Linked DNA regions of Homo sapiens: region 1 is linked to region 2. Evidence: chromatin contacts called from ENCODE Hi-C or POLR2A ChIA-PET data. All regions are on one chromosome and are shown on one strand. Each heading gives the region's core, a stretch centred on a gene start or an enhancer-like site at or near the end of the contact. The rest is flanking DNA. Distances are from core to core; before and after follow the strand shown.

Region 1 (7,392 bases), core at 3,096-5,595, 600 kb after region 2:
GTCCATATCAAGGTGATACTAATCCTTCGGCTGGCTAATGTTTGCCAAATAAATAGCCTCATTAGGAAGGGCTATAAAAGCCCGATAAGATTCTTCTAATTATCCCCCAAAGCACAGATACTTGGGGTTTCAGTTTAGCATAATAGGAGACGTGGAGAAAAGAGGGAACAATGTGTGTAAGTGAATATTTTCAACACCGGCCTCACCGCCGCTAACAGCGGCACATCTAGCATTTCATATTTTGCTTTGCCAGAGCAGCAAATTGCTGAACAGAAGGGAAAAAAAGACAATTACATATTTTAGGTTACTATTTCACCTTTGCAAATCAATATACAAGCCATTAAAAGTACATTTTTCCATGAATGATAAGTGTAATTACCTCTTCTTGCCATAAAAACTTGTCCTTATTAAATGTAAATATTTAAAAATGATTGAAATATACTTGAAGGGTGCTTTATAGCTTGATTTTATATGCTGACATCTGGGTTGCCTTTCCTAAAACACTCTATTTCTTGGAGAGTTATTAAATTAGTATTTTGAAAGGACTAACACTAGACTTGTTCCTTGTTTCCATTTTAATTTCGTACATATTTAGATTTACCAGGAATTCGGAGAGGGTTTATGTTTAGCTAATGCATCATTATGTTTGCGGGGCTTGCACACACGTAGAAGCCATGATATTGTTTGCAGAGGGAATCTTTCAAGAATTGGTAACTGCATCTCCACATTTATTTTGTACCCTTGCAAAGTATAAAAATTGAGATTCCAAGATTTCTGGCTGTAAATGTTTAATTTTCCAATTCTTCTTTTGAGCAAGGAAGATTGTTTTAAATATTTACTTAGCTTTTAATTGCACATCATTTCAGATAGCGAATGCCGATCAGTTTTATTGTAGCTCTGTCGGAGGTTATTTAACTCTTAGAAAGATGTACACTGTGATACTTTTTTCAGCTTCACTCTTTGGAAGAGATTTTTTTTTTCTTTAAACATTATTATTTTTAGTTGCTGCACTCTACCTCTATTTTTGGTAAGGTAAGACTGTTCAATTCAATACTTTGAGAGAATTTCAGACAATGATAGAAAATCTAATATTTGAAAATATAAGCTTCACTAACATACCTAATTCCAGATGGCAAAAAGACCTTGCCCAAAAATGTGAAAGAATTCAGTATGAGTGGCTCAAATATTTTTTCATGATAAACAAATATTTCTGGGATGGATGTGTTTCTGAGCTCTGCATAGGAAAGCAGCCATCCATGCAAGCCGTGCTGGGCTACCCTTCAAACCCTCTTTACTCTTTTCCTTTCACTATGTTAAATCCTTGAGATGTGTAAAGATGTTATGATAGGCAGTGGGTCAAGTAATCTGCACATGTAGCTTTTTATAAATTTTTCTTTGCAGAGGAAAATTTTTCTTCAAATAAACCTCCCCAAATAAATGGTTTGTAAAAACAAAAGTCTATTTGTTTTGAAATTGCACACAAGAAAACATGTTATAACAATATCTTTGAGTTCCGCCTGAGAAAAGAAATTTACCTATAGTCAGCGATTTCCTTCATGATAAGGCTTTAAAAAATAAAGTTGTCTCTTGGGAGAAAATAAACATAGCGAAGTGGAGATATTTATAATGAGGTGCCTTTATTCACTTGTCCAGTGGAACTGTTTAACTGTTGTTTTATCTCTCCTCTCTTTCTTTCTTTATAATTATGTTCATGCAAATTCCTGAACCTTAAGCATTTTAGAAATGTGTTATCTTAAATTACACAGATACTTCTTGAATGTGCAAATGTGCCATTTTTTCCCCCACTTGAAGTAGAAACTGTAAACAAGTCTTGAAATTTTTTTTTGCCCAAACTCGTGGCAAAATGTCTGGGGTTTGGGGCTATTTTCACAGTGCCACTGAAGGTGAGCAAACGAATGGGAACATGCGCCGATCACCAGTCAGTGACTTGGGAATTTTTCAGGAGGCATATTTTCTTACGTTAATGCTTTTGTAGATTCCATCGATGTTCAGACATCAAAGGGCATGCAATTAATAATGGGCATCTGGAGGGCCGATCACATGTTTCCGATGTTAAAGTGGTGAACGACAGGAAAATCGGCCACGGTCAGGTATTAGCTGTAATCATTTTTAACCAACAACGAAGGCTTCTCTTTTGTGCCTCTGCTCTCAGAAACGCAAGCCTTCCCATACAAAAGGGTCCCATAGATGCTTTTCTGCTAGTGAATGAGTGAGTGATAAATGATTTGTAGACCTACGTCTCAGTGTTGATTCAAATAACCTTAATTTCTCCAATAAACTCAAACCCAATTTTGTGTGAAACCCCACATGGACACAAGGCAACAGACAGTTGTATTATTTGAATCTTTAGTTAATTCTTTCAGGTTTGCTCCTTTATTTGTATTTTTTAAAAAAATAAACGAATATTTTCTAGTACTAGAATAAGATTGCTTCAACCAAAGGTGACCTTATGAGTTATTTATTTCCTGTCTTTTATAGTAGCCTGTTTATCTTTTCCAAAGTGATGTATGTTACCCAATTCCAAGTAATATAAGATATGCAGGTAAGACTGTGTTAAAGCTCAACAAAAATGTTCTAGAGAAATACAGTGCTTTGGGCTCTAAACACTCCAGCAGGTATAGAAACCTGCAACTCTTTAAAAATAATTCTCATTTGAGTAGGTCACAGATAATAAAGGAACACTTGTTTCTGGGAAATTAAAAAAATGACATGAGGGGAAAATATTTATTTGCTTTCTACATTGGTCAAATGACTAGTGGATATTAAAAACCTGTAAAATAGACAGATGCAACCAATTCTCTTTCATTAACAAATATTGCAATTTCACAATAAAGTAAATGCATTAAAAAATGTCTACACTTCTGAGAAGCTGAAATGGTCAGAACTTGAGCTTGCTTTAAATGTTTAAAGACTGATATTCTAATCAGTTGGGGGAAAATTATTATTATAAGTCTTTAAAGAACTAACTTGAATTTTAAAGCCTCCTTTGGCTGTTCAGGTAGCAAAAACTCTGATCAACTCTGTGTACATTTCTGTACATTTGCCTCTTGACTCAATCTGCCCGGTCACCAGCTTTGTTTTCTTTCTAAGTATAAGCCGTATGTATCGGCAGCACATTTTAAAGTTAATTTGAAGCAGGGTCTATATTGCCGTCAGCAAATATGTTATAAGCTTATTATTTAATAGTGATTCCGGGGTAAGGCCATCATCTCCTTCCTAAATCCAAATATAAAAGTTGAAATCGTATTTGTTAAAACTGTCATGTTGAATTTGTGGCCCAGATTGTTTTCCCGAGGCCTGCTGGGCCAGAGCTCGAATGCCGCTCCCAGCTGCAGACACCCCAGCCCAGGAAAACTGCTCGCGGCTGAGTCGCTGAGCCTCTCAAACCGCCTGCTTCCCCCAAACAGAGCCACGGCCCAGCCGGCTCGCTCATGGCTTTTCCACATTGTAAAATCATTTGATTTATTTGTTTGGTTTGGTTTGGTTTTTAGAAGCGCTGCAGAAATTATTTCCTACTGGCAGAGAGGGCACTTGGTGTTACACTACATTAGTTTCACATCATTAGTTTAGGGTTCTCAAACTTAAAATGGTAAAGTATATGCGAGGCTTCTAGAGACCTCAGTTCTGACCAGAGCAGAACAAATTAAACCTGATGGATTCCTTTCGCTGCCTGTGTAGTGTGGGGCAATGCAGAACAAAGTGCTGTGGCGTTGCGGAAGGGGTTCCCTCTGGCAGTTTTGGAATTTGGTGGTAGGAAATGTTAGTTATTTATAAAAAGGAAAAATTCCTCTGTTACCATTCTGGTTTTCACAAAAACCGTAATTTTATCATCACGGCTTGTAGCAGGAAGCCAACAAGGGGTGCCGATGACGGCCACGACCCCGTATCTCTGGGCTGTCTCTCTCACCTCCATCGGCCACTGCCTGCTTGCTCTTTAGGAGCAAAGGACATGATTTAGAAGTAATTCAAAACCCCGTCGCGGGACCCAGAACAGCCCAGATGGTCTGGCCCTGGCCTGGGGTCTGCGGGGGTGGGGGTGCCAGCCCCGGGGGTGGAGTCGAGGTCGGCTCCCGGCCAGGTCCCGCGACGGGTCTGCACGCAGCCAGGGAGGCCTGAGGGGGCAGCTGCGGGGCTGGCGGCCAGGAGCTGCTTCGCGGCTTGCGGCGCAAAGTAGAGGCCCCGCTAGCTCGCTCCCGCACGCCGTTCTGCGCCTTCTCTTCCTAGCCCCGGCAGGCTCTGTCTTCCCCCGTGGGTCGCAGCGAGAGGGAGACCTCGGCCTCTGCCGCTGCAGCCTGAGACCCAGCCGCGGGCCTCAGGTGCGCGCTCCCCGAAGCTCTCCTGCCACCTGTTGGCCGCCGGTGGTGCTGACGCTACGGGGAGAAGCCACGCTTCAGTGGCTTGCCTGGAATTCATGACTTGTGCGCTCCACGTCCTGGGCTGGCCGACCTGCTGAGGGTATCTCTGAGAGCAGGAGCCAGGCCGTCCCGGGCTCTCCTGCGACAGTGCGGTGGGAGAGCCTTAGCGGGAGCCAGGCTGCGCCATGGCTTCCTCTGGACAGTTCTGCTGGCGTGCCCTGCTTGGCGGGGTACAGTGGGGCAAGCGGGGTATAAACCCGCTTGTTCAGCTTGGGAGCAGGCTCTACTTCCCAAGAGCAGCACAGGGGCTTCCGCCGGAAGTCAGGAAGAAGGTTTGAGGAGCTTCAGATCCAAGGACGGTGCCATGCCTTTTCATTGGAAGTCATGGACCACCCTCAAATATCATGGATTAGCCATTCTGTTCCCAGGGGCTGGGTTCCTAGGTATCCACCACAAACAGGCTTGAATCTACCCACACAAACAACCCTATCAGGAAGTCTCCAGCAAAGTGGGGCTCTTGGTGGCTGTTTTGGGTTTTGGGTAGAAGGTAGTATAGCAGCTATATTTCTAAACCATGGGGGCAAAACTAGATATCTATGTCCTGAGGGGACTGAGTTTTGTGAATGGATTTGGCCTGTGAGGATGTCACATGGGGCTCAGTAGCACTGAGGGGAGAGGCTGTGTGTGGTGATACTCTCATTCCTGTCTTGGGGAAGGGGGCCTGGAGCCATGACTTTCCCCTAGGCCTTTTCAGAAGGGGCTGGGAATCACAGTAGATGTTTGTCAATGGAGGAGCCTTGGCCCCATTTCAGACGCAATGTTTTCTCGTTCTGTGGTGGTTTTATACACAAAGGCTGTGTCCTGCTTGGCCACGCCTGCCTGCAGCATGTGCAAGCATGATACTTGGCGTCTGGGTGCAGCAGGGCATCCGTGCTCCATGCTGCGCGTCCAGCATGGCTGGACTGCCCTTGCACCCTCATTTTACCAGCACAGGTCAAGCAGTTCCCATGGGGCCTTCAGCTGGTAGCAGCAGGACCCATGGGTATCTAACCCAGACACCTTCTCTCTCCCCTATAGAGGGAGTTGGCTGTCAAAGCCCAAGGATGTCTGTTTTTAGGTGATTGTCTCCTGGCTTATCTGAGGCCAAAATGTTCTTACCTCCTGGTCTCTGAGATCATAGAAAGAGACTCTGGTATTTGGCCAAATGGCTGCTCAGAACCTAGTCCTGAAAAGTTATTTTCTTAGTCAAGGGGCTCATGCAAGCCCTGGACTAGGGGTGATTTAGTTGTGTTTTTTCAGCTCACCTCATAATTTAATGTAGAAAAAATTATTTGGCATGTTTTCTCCTGGGTGCCGACTGCCTTTAGAGCCAGCCGTTCTGTACGGAGAAATGCCCCGTAGTCAGAAATCTTCTTGTTATGCCAGGTCTGCGCATTCAGGGACTGCGAGTGGCTCACTGAAATCTCTGAGGCTGGCCAGCCAAGGAGGGAGAGGAATCCTACCTACCCTGGACTTACATTTTTATGGAGAAGAAGGAATGTTAGGAAAGTCAGTAAACTTTTAGTCCCTCCTGGCCCCATGAACATGAATAGAAGAAGAAGAAAAACCCTAGCCGACTGGTTATTTACCCCGAGCACAAAAGCAGCCCCCCTCCCATCATCTCCCTTTTATTTCCAGCCACTCTGACAGAAATGCATTACTGGCTGAATACACCTTCCCACAATGCCATCCATCACACAGGTATTGGGGGACCAAAGGTAAGATGAACTTTAAACACACCTGGCACAGCTGGCTCCCACCTTTGTGCTTGGAGTGGCTGCCAGCCAGCTGGCTGCCCTGTCCCCCTTCTCAGGCTCTCCAGAGGAATCCCAGCAGACTGACTTCTTTTTGTGGCCACATATTATTCTAAAATCAGGCTATGCAACTGCCTTGGGAGAGTCTGGGCAACCTCTCTTGTAAGTAGCCCTCTCAGCCCCGTAGGGCTCCAAAGAGCTTAAAGCTGCTCAGTCATGAGAATTTTCCATGGGAGGAAAGACTCTCTGGGGTCCTCCACTCTCTCACCTTCAGAAGCAAATAGAACAGGTCTTCCAAGGCCCCCGAGTGATTCCGCCCGGCGTGTTGCTGATGCTGTCCCTCTAGTACTTGTGGATTCTTTGGAAGAGAAGGTGGGTGATTGAGCTGTGGACCGCTTCTCCAGTTTTATGCATCTGGAACTGAGAGACTTTCACAGAATTGTAGCAAATAAAGAGAGAAAGTACTTTATTAGCAGTTATTCTTTACATCACTAAACTCCTGTCTCTCACCCCAGGCAGCTTTAAGATGCAGCTCAGCTCTCAACCTTGCCTATGACTGGGTAGGAAATTACCCTGTCTGGAGGGAGAATGACTCCTGAGTCATTCTCAGTCTTCCTCCCCAGCTGCTGCGAGTTCATTTGTTTTAACTTTCCCTCTCCCAAGATAACATATTCCGGGGGCCAGTGAAAAGAAAATGTGGTGTTGGAAGGTCTTTTAAGTGGGAACATTCTTGGTTGTGAGGCTGAGCTGTTCAGGAAGACCTTGATGCTTTCCTGGTTCACAAAGCCGAGAGGTGATGAGGCTATAGTGGCACTTTGGATTTGGGGGTGATAAGACTGTTTTTTGTAAAACACTGGAATTCTCTGTGATTATCAGTTGGGGAATTCATCATGGTATTTATCTGGAGAGGAAAGAAGGCAAAATGGACTTCACAACAGTCAACTGGGTCACTCGTTGTCAAGCAATCACTTAGCATGTGCTCTGACCATTGAGTGTCATTGCTATTAGCCACTTAATCCCCACAAGAGGCCATGCTCTAGGTCACCCTCATTTTAGAGATAAAGTTCAGCCCTGCTTTTCTTCTCTACCTGATCTCAGCATAGACAGCTGAGCATTGCTTTGACTCCAGCAAGCAGAACACCACTCTCAGAGCCCTTGTTATTAGCTTGAATTGAAATTGCATCTTGACCTCAAATGAGATTCAAGAGCATAGGAACAAATAC
Region 2 (7,457 bases), core at 2,585-5,084:
CGGCCCCACCAGGGCTTGTGTCATAGGGAGCCCTTTGCACTCCTCGTGTGTTGGCAAACGCAGTTAATAAAGCAGTGTTTTCTGTGCTGGCTGGTGTGAGGCTCCATTGCATTGGATGGGGTAGGGAACCCTGGGAGTCCCACACACACACCCGACAATGGGCTCAGCAAAACCACGGGGTCCCTGAGTTTTCCAAGGGATCAGCTGCCACCTCCTAAGGAATCATAATAAAGATGTTCAGTGCACACCAAGGGCTATAATTTCAGAGCAGTATTTATATTTTTCATTATTATTATTATTATTATTATTTGAGACAGGATTTCACTCTGTCACCCAGGCTGCAATCTTGATTCACTGCAGCCTTGACATCCCGCGCTCAAGCTGTCTTCCCACCTCAGCCTTCCGTGTAGCTGTGACTACAGGTGCATGCCACCATGCCTGGCTGATTTTGGTAATTTTTGTAGAGACAGGGTTTTCCCATGTTGCCCAGGCTGGTCTCAAACTCCTGGGCCCAAGTGATCCGTCTTCCTCGGCCTCCTGAAGTCCTGGGACTACAGGCGTAAGCCGCCCCTAGCCTCAGGGCAGTATTTCATTTGATCTTCAATATGTTCCCCTGGAATTGAGAGGATGAGGGATGCACCTAAAGTCGAAGATGTGCTAAGAGGTAAAGCTCTGCATCCAAGGCAGGACTGCTGCACTCCCCACCTGCTACAACCACCTGTCTGGGACCGTAGGAAAGTTTGGGAGGAGCCTCCAGGGAGTGTCCCTAGGTCAGTGAAGATTTTTGCTTGAGTTTGTTTTTCATTCATGATTTTCTGAGCACCTACCCTGAGCCAGGCTCTGAAAAGAGTGTGGGGAATATAGCTGCTGTCCTTGCTTGGGGTGGCTCACACAGGCAGTGAGGGAACTGGGAGTTTTCATGGAGGCCTGGGCTGGTCTAGGGGTGAAGGGGTTCAGGAAGGGTTTCTCTGAGGAAGTGACACCATTAATTCATTGATTCATTGATTCATTCAACAAGTAGTCTTGACCGGACACCTCACTGCCAGTGTGCTGGGTTGTATACTGTGCATGTCACCAGGCCCCTGTCCCCCTAGAACCTCCAGACATTGGAGACCTAATGAAAAATAGTTGCTAGCCCAAGGGAAGCTGCATCGGAGAAAGGGATGACGGGCATTCCTCATAGAGGGTTTGGCCTATGCAAAGATGGATCAAGCTATATCGGGAGGGTCTTGAACCTCCTCTGAGGGCTCAGAACAAGGCTGTGAGGGACAGAGGTTACATTAAGACTCAAAGCATCTTAGCTTCTGGGGCCACTGACTTAGTTGTTTGCCACAGAGAATTGACCCATTTCCTCTCCAGAGCAGTAGACGGTAGGTTCCCAAGGGTGCCTCCAGATCCAATGTTCTGAGTCCACAATGCACAAGGTATTGGAAGTAAATTTGGGGTGGAGTGTGTGTGTGCCCAAAATGCCCGTGGAGGGAGGTCTCCCTGTTAGGGCACCTGGGAACCTGGAAAAACAGGCTGTGGATGTTCTCTCAGCCCCAGCTCCAGCAGCTCAGCTGTGAATGGGAAGAGCTCAGCGTCCTCAACTGTGGAATCAGCATGGGATGCTGGCAGGAAATCAGCCCTGGGGCTGAGGGGGTATCTGGGTGGCCAGCCCACCTGGCCATGGTAAGAAACTGTCAGCCCCATGGCCCAGCTGCCGTGGACTTGGCACCACAGCTTCTCCCTCCTCCTGCAGCCAGCCCAAAGCAGGACCACAGTGATCCAGAAGAATGACTCAGGCTTGCCCCTCACTCTAAAACCACACCTGTGTCGGCTGGGCCAGGTGGCTTATACCTGTAATGCCAGCACTTTGGGAGGCCAAGACAGGTGGATCATTTGAGGTCAGGAGTTTGAGACCATCCTGGCCAACCTGGTGAAACCTCATCTCTACTAAAAACACAAAAAATTAGCCAGGTGTGGGGATGCACACCTGTAATCCCAGCTACAGGGACTAAAGGGAGGTTGAGGCAGGAGAATTGCTTGAACCCGGGAGGCAGAGGTTGCAGTGAGCCAAGATCATGCCACTGCACTCCAGCCTGGGAGACAGCGCAAGAGTCTGTCTTTAAAAAAAACAAAAATAAAAACAAACAAAATAAATAAATAAAACCTCACCTGTGAACCTAACCCAGCTGATAAATGTAGGGCAGGGGGATTCAGGGTACATGTTGGTCTGTTCTTTAGAAATATAGTGCAAGTCACATTTGAAATTCTAGTAGCCCCATTTTTAAAAAGTGAAAAACAGGGCCAGGTATGGTGGCTAATGCCTGTAATCCCAGCACTTTGGAAGGCCGAGGCAGGAGGATTGCTTGAACCCAGGAGTTCGAGACCAGCCTAGACAACATGGCAAGACCCCATCTCTACAAAAAAAAAAATTTTAATTGGCTGGGCATGGTGGCGCACACTTTTAGTCCTAGGTACTCGGGTGGCTGAGGTGGGAGGATTGCTTGAGCTTGGGAGGTTGAGGCTGCAGTGAGCCATGATAGCACCACTACACTATAGCCTGGGCGACAGAGTGAGACTCTGTTTCAAAAAACAAACAAACAAAAACAGATATAGGGAATTTTAATAATATATTTTATTTAACCCATTACATCCAAATGTCTTTAAACATGTAATCAATGTAAAATAACTATTAATGAGAGATTTTGCATTCTTTTCACAATCCAGGGTGTATTTTACACTTACAGCACATCTCAATTCAGACTAGCCACATTTCAAGTGCTCAAAGCCACATGTGGCTAGTAGCTACCCTGTTGGGCAGCAGAGCCCTAGAGACCCTCAGCCTTCCCTTGAGTTGCCCAGGAGTCATCCAGGCTCCTATGGAGTGAGAGACAGATAGCCATGAGGAACCCCTGACCCCCTTCCCCAAGGGAAGGCAGGAGGTTGAGGACCACCAGGCCTGGCCCTGCATTCCCAGCCCTGGTCCCTCTGGGATCCTCTCTGCACCAGCCTACATGGCTGCTTGAGGGTGGGAGTCTCACATTTGATTAGCACTCCTAGGCTTCTCCCCTGGAGTTGGCTATCCCTGCCCGCTGAGAGCCCCTGAGTGTGGGACTGGAGGAGGATGGCACTGACCTGGTCGCAGCTCCCTCATGGTGGGCCAGTCCTCTTGCCACCAGGACTCACAGCTGATGGCATAGGGATCTGATGGGAGGCTGGGGGTGGTCTTGGGGACTACCTTTGTTTTTGTTTTTGTTTTTTTGAGACGGAGTCTCACTCTGTTGGCCAGCCTGGAGTGCAGTGGCGCGATCCCTCCTCACTACAACCTCTGCCTCCCGGGATCAAGCGATTCTCCTGCCTCAGCCTCCCAAGTAGCTGGGACTACAGGCACTCGCCACCACGTCTGGCTCATTTTTTGTATTTTTAGTAGAAACGGGGTCTCACCAGGCTGCCCAGGCTGGTCTCGATTTCCTGACCTCGTGATCTGTCTGACTCGGCCTCCCAAAGTGCTGGGATTACAGGTGTGAACCACTGCGCCCAGCCTAGGGAACCACCTTTCATTCATGCAGATATTGAGATATTGATTCAGCACTCACTGAGAATCTGCTGCAGGGCCCTGAGGACACTGTGGGGACAACACGCCCCTTCCAGAGACCAGGCCAAAGTGGGAGACAGACTTTAAGTAGATAATCACAAATCAGTGTGCAGTGACACACTGAGACTGTGCTGCTAGTGAGAGAGTATTAATCTGTGGGGTGAGGAAAGTCTCCATTGCCCTCTCTGAATTCCCTTAGTCGCTCCAAACTCCTGCAAGATAGGGTCTGGGGCGCCCCCTGCTGCCCGCTAGGCCCTAGCCCTGGCAACTCCCACCGCGGGTGGCAAGGCCCACAGGGCCAGGGCCAACCCCTCATTTCCAGGTTGCAGAGCTCCAGCCTCCCCCTCCTCTGTCCCTGCTGAGGCTCCTGCACTCCAGCACCTCCTGCTGCATGCCCCCTTGCCAGCCAGGGCAGAGTAGAGTCTTCTCTATCAGGCTTCAGTGACAGGGTGGTTGTTAAGGGACGAGGCGCCTCTTGGGAGAATAAACTATTGGCTGAGGTCCGCTGGGTGCCCAGTCCCGGGTTGGATGGGTGGCTAAGGAGACCCAGACCCTGCCAAAGAAAGGAAGGAAGTTCACAGCAGAGTGGAGAGAGAGAGAGCACTTGGTCCTTCTAGAGCTGGCCTCAGTCCTCCTTGCAGCCTCCGACTGTGTTCAGAGCGGCCAGAGGAGGCAGCAAAGGCATCTTTTCTTGGCGATGAAAGCTTCAGGACTCACATAGGCACCTCTGGCCCATGCTGGAAATGCAGGTAGCTCCAAGTGGCCTCGCAACTACCCTGTCTCAAAAAAAAAAAAAAAAAAAAAAAAAAAAAAAAAGAAAAGAAAATTAAAATAAAAATAATGAATAAAAAAGAGGAGGGCCGGGCGCGGTGGCTCACACCTGTAATCCCAGCACTTTGGGAGGCCGAGGCAAGCGGATCACAAGGTCAAGAGTTTGAGACCAGCCTGGCCAACATGGTGAAACCCCGTCTCCACTAAAAATACAAAAATCAGCCAGGCATGGTGGCGGGCACCTGTAATCCCAGCTACTCAGGAGGCTGAGGCAGGAGAATCCCTTGAACCCAGGAAGCAGAGGTTGCAGTGAGCCGAGATGGTGCCATCACACTCCAGCCTGGGTGACAGAGCAAGACTCCATCTGAAAAAAAAAGGAGATTGGCCAGGAGTGGTGGCTCATGTCTGTAATACCAGTGCTTTAGGAAGCTGAATTGGGAAGATCGCTTGAGCCCATGAGTTCAGGCCCAGCCTGAGCAACATAGTGAGACCTCATCTCTACTGCAAAAAAAAAAAAAAAAAAAAAAAAAAAAAAAAAAGAGACAGGGTCTCACTCTTTGAGATAGGGTCTCACTCTGCTGCCTAGGCTAGAGCACAGTGGTGCAATCACAGCTCACTGTAGCCTTCAACTCCTGGGCTCAAGTGATCCTCCCACCTCAGCCCTTGGTCTCTCAAAGCTCTGGGATTACAGGCATGAACCACCATACCTGTCTGAAGAAAATTTTTTTAGAGAGATAATAAAATATGGACTTCAAGGCAGCCTTTTGAGTTCAGATGGACTCCCTGCCAAGAGTCAAAGGGAGGGAAGAAAGGATGGGGTTTCAGTCAAGCAGGTGGCTTAAGGGCAAGCTCATCGTAGCAGAGTATTGCTTGGCCCCCAGTACTCCAAGCCAGGCCTGAGCTCAGAAGCATCCGCACCAGCCCATTCTGAGGAAACATGGGTAGGGATACAGGGTCCCCATTTGCTGGCTGGAGAGATTTTCAGTGGGTAGGAGGGAGGCTGTCAGATTTAGCAAATAAAAATATAGGGCATGTAGTTACATTCAAATTTCAGAGAGTAGTTCCTCAGTACATTTTCCAAATATTGCATCCTGTATTTTCCCTGGCATTCCTAGTGGGAAGCCTCAGGTCCCTCTTTCCACTGTGTTCCAGGCAGGGGGCTGAGGCAGGAGCATGGTTTTCCATGTTTTATACACTGTGGCAAATCCTAAACTATCCCAACAACCCCAACATGATGACACCTACAGTGTGAGAACAATGGAAAATGGGCTGCAGCCAGTGACCCAGGACACAGCTGGGCCTGTCTTAACTCAGCCACAGCCTCCCTTATACCTGACATTCCAATCCAATGCTGAACAGAAGCTCCGTAGTGTCCTTGAAGGACCTCTGCTCCCCAGAGCTCACAAGCCCATTTATTTGCTGTCTCAGCTCAACATCTAAAGAGTTCAGATTGGTGGGAGCACTGTTCACAATAGCCAAGAGGTAGGAGCAACCTAAATATCCATTGACAGATGAATGGATAAAGAAAATGTATACACATACAATGGAATATTATTCAGCCTTAAAAAAGAAGGAAATCCTGTCCTGTGCTACAGCATGGATCAACCTGCAGGAAATTATGCTAAGCAAAATAAGCCAGTCAAAAAAAGTCAAATGCTGTATGATTCCACTTATAGGAGGTACTTAGAGTAGTCAAAATCATAGAGCAGAAAGTAGAAAGGTAGTTGCCAGGGGCTGGGGGGAGGAGGAAGAGAATTGATTAGGAGGCACAGAGTCAGGACGGGAGGGTGGTTCCAGGGCTCTGCTGCCCATCAATGGCATGTGGTTGACAATATTGTACTTTACACTTGGAAATTGTTGGGAGGGTGAATTTATTTTTTTATTTTTGAGACAGGGTCTCACTCTGTCACCCAGGCTGGAGTACAGTGGCACGATCTTGGTTTGCTGCAACCTCTGCATGCCCCCAGGCTCAAGTGCTCCTCCCACCTCAGCCTCCCGAATAGCTAGGACCACAGGCACACACTATCATGACCAGCTGTTTTTGTTGTGTTTTGTTTTGTTTTGTTTTCTCTAGTAGAGCCAGGGTCTCGCCAAGTTGCTCAAGCTGGTCTCAAACCTCTGAGCTCGAGGAATCTCAAAGTGCTGGATTACACGTACCTAGCCCGGGAGAGTGAATTTTGTGTTTTTGGGGTTTTTGTTTGTTTGTTTTGCTGCAGTTTAAGAAAAAAATGATACTGTAGAAAAAAAAAAAAACCTGCTACATGTAATACCACCCAACTGCTTTGTTGCAACAAACATAATGTAAAGCAAAAGAAACCATTTTATTTTACTTCTGGGGAATTTTTTTTTTTAAGATAGTTTCACTCTGTCACCCAGGCTAGAGTGCAGTGGCACGATCTTGGCTCACTGTAACCTCCACCTCCTGGGTTCAAGCAATTCTTGTGCCTCAGCCCCTCAAGTAGCTGGCATTATGGCACTCACAACGAGCTAATTTTTGTATTTTTAGTAGAGACAGGGTTTCGCCACATTGGCCAGGCTGGTCTCAAACTCTGGCCTCAAGTGATCCGCCTGCCTCAGCCTCCCAAAGTGCTGGGATTACAGGCGTGAGCCACCGTGCCCGGCCATCAGAAGAAACCATTTTAAAACAGTTTTTTTTTAAAAAGAGTTCATGTTGGGCCTCTGCTTTTCCTAGAGCACCATCCGTGACTCCCCTAAGTCCCCCAACTCAAACTCAAACTCAAAGCTCTTTTGAAATTATAATCACCTCCCTTCCCTAAAAGGCTTTTTGCACACTGCTCTAGGAAATTACGGCTGACCCAGGAGCGAGAAGTCTTCTCTCTGCCACTGACTTGATGGACCCAGCTACTTGGGAGATACTTCTGCATCTGTACAATGGGAGAAGAGGTTGGGGGATATCTGTGACCTCTGAAGTCCATCTCCTGTGGGGAGGGGCTGTGGTCAGAGGGCAAGGGAAAGCTTTCCAGTGTTACCGGATGGAAGGTCTTGACTGTGAGTTGTCCAGGTTCTTACGCACTGAACGAAGAATTGAACAAAACACACAAAGAAACAAAAGAACAAAGCAACGAAAGAAGCAATGAAGGTGATT

What was found. Hi-C counts contacts between places; a loop is a spot of excess contacts on that map. ChIA-PET counts read pairs that join two places held with the same protein, here RNA polymerase II (POLR2A). Pooled maps may share reads with other maps.
Region 1: a map with no recorded cell type shows a loop between it and region 2 (13-fold over the local background). The contact joins two enhancer-like sites. A Hi-C loop is called at or near these places in 1 of 168 maps with a recorded cell type or tissue (MCF 10A), 3 of 37 single-sample maps with no recorded cell type and 9 of 50 pooled maps. POLR2A ChIA-PET finds 5 or more read pairs at or near these places in 1 of 52 experiments (RWPE1).

The regions. Positions count from the first base shown.
Region 1 is chr5:135,187,171-135,194,562 of GRCh38, forward strand. The region is part of intron 3 of PITX1-AS1 (PITX1 antisense RNA 1); the gene reads left to right. Among named protein-coding and RNA genes, the nearest start is that of LINC02900, 57 kb to the right of the region's middle. RefSeq lists a silencer at 4,071-4,250. Within about 2 kb of position 4,346, at least 5 of the 41 ENCODE cell types and tissues checked have a DNase peak (open chromatin) inside an H3K27ac peak, as active enhancers do.
Region 2 is chr5:134,583,142-134,590,598 of GRCh38, forward strand. It overlaps JADE2 (jade family PHD finger 2), which reads left to right. Exons shown (of 12, transcript NM_001388185.1): 12 at 1-86. Among named protein-coding and RNA genes, the nearest start is that of SAR1B, 46 kb to the right of the region's middle. Within about 2 kb of position 3,835, at least 8 of the 41 ENCODE cell types and tissues checked have a DNase peak (open chromatin) inside an H3K27ac peak, as active enhancers do.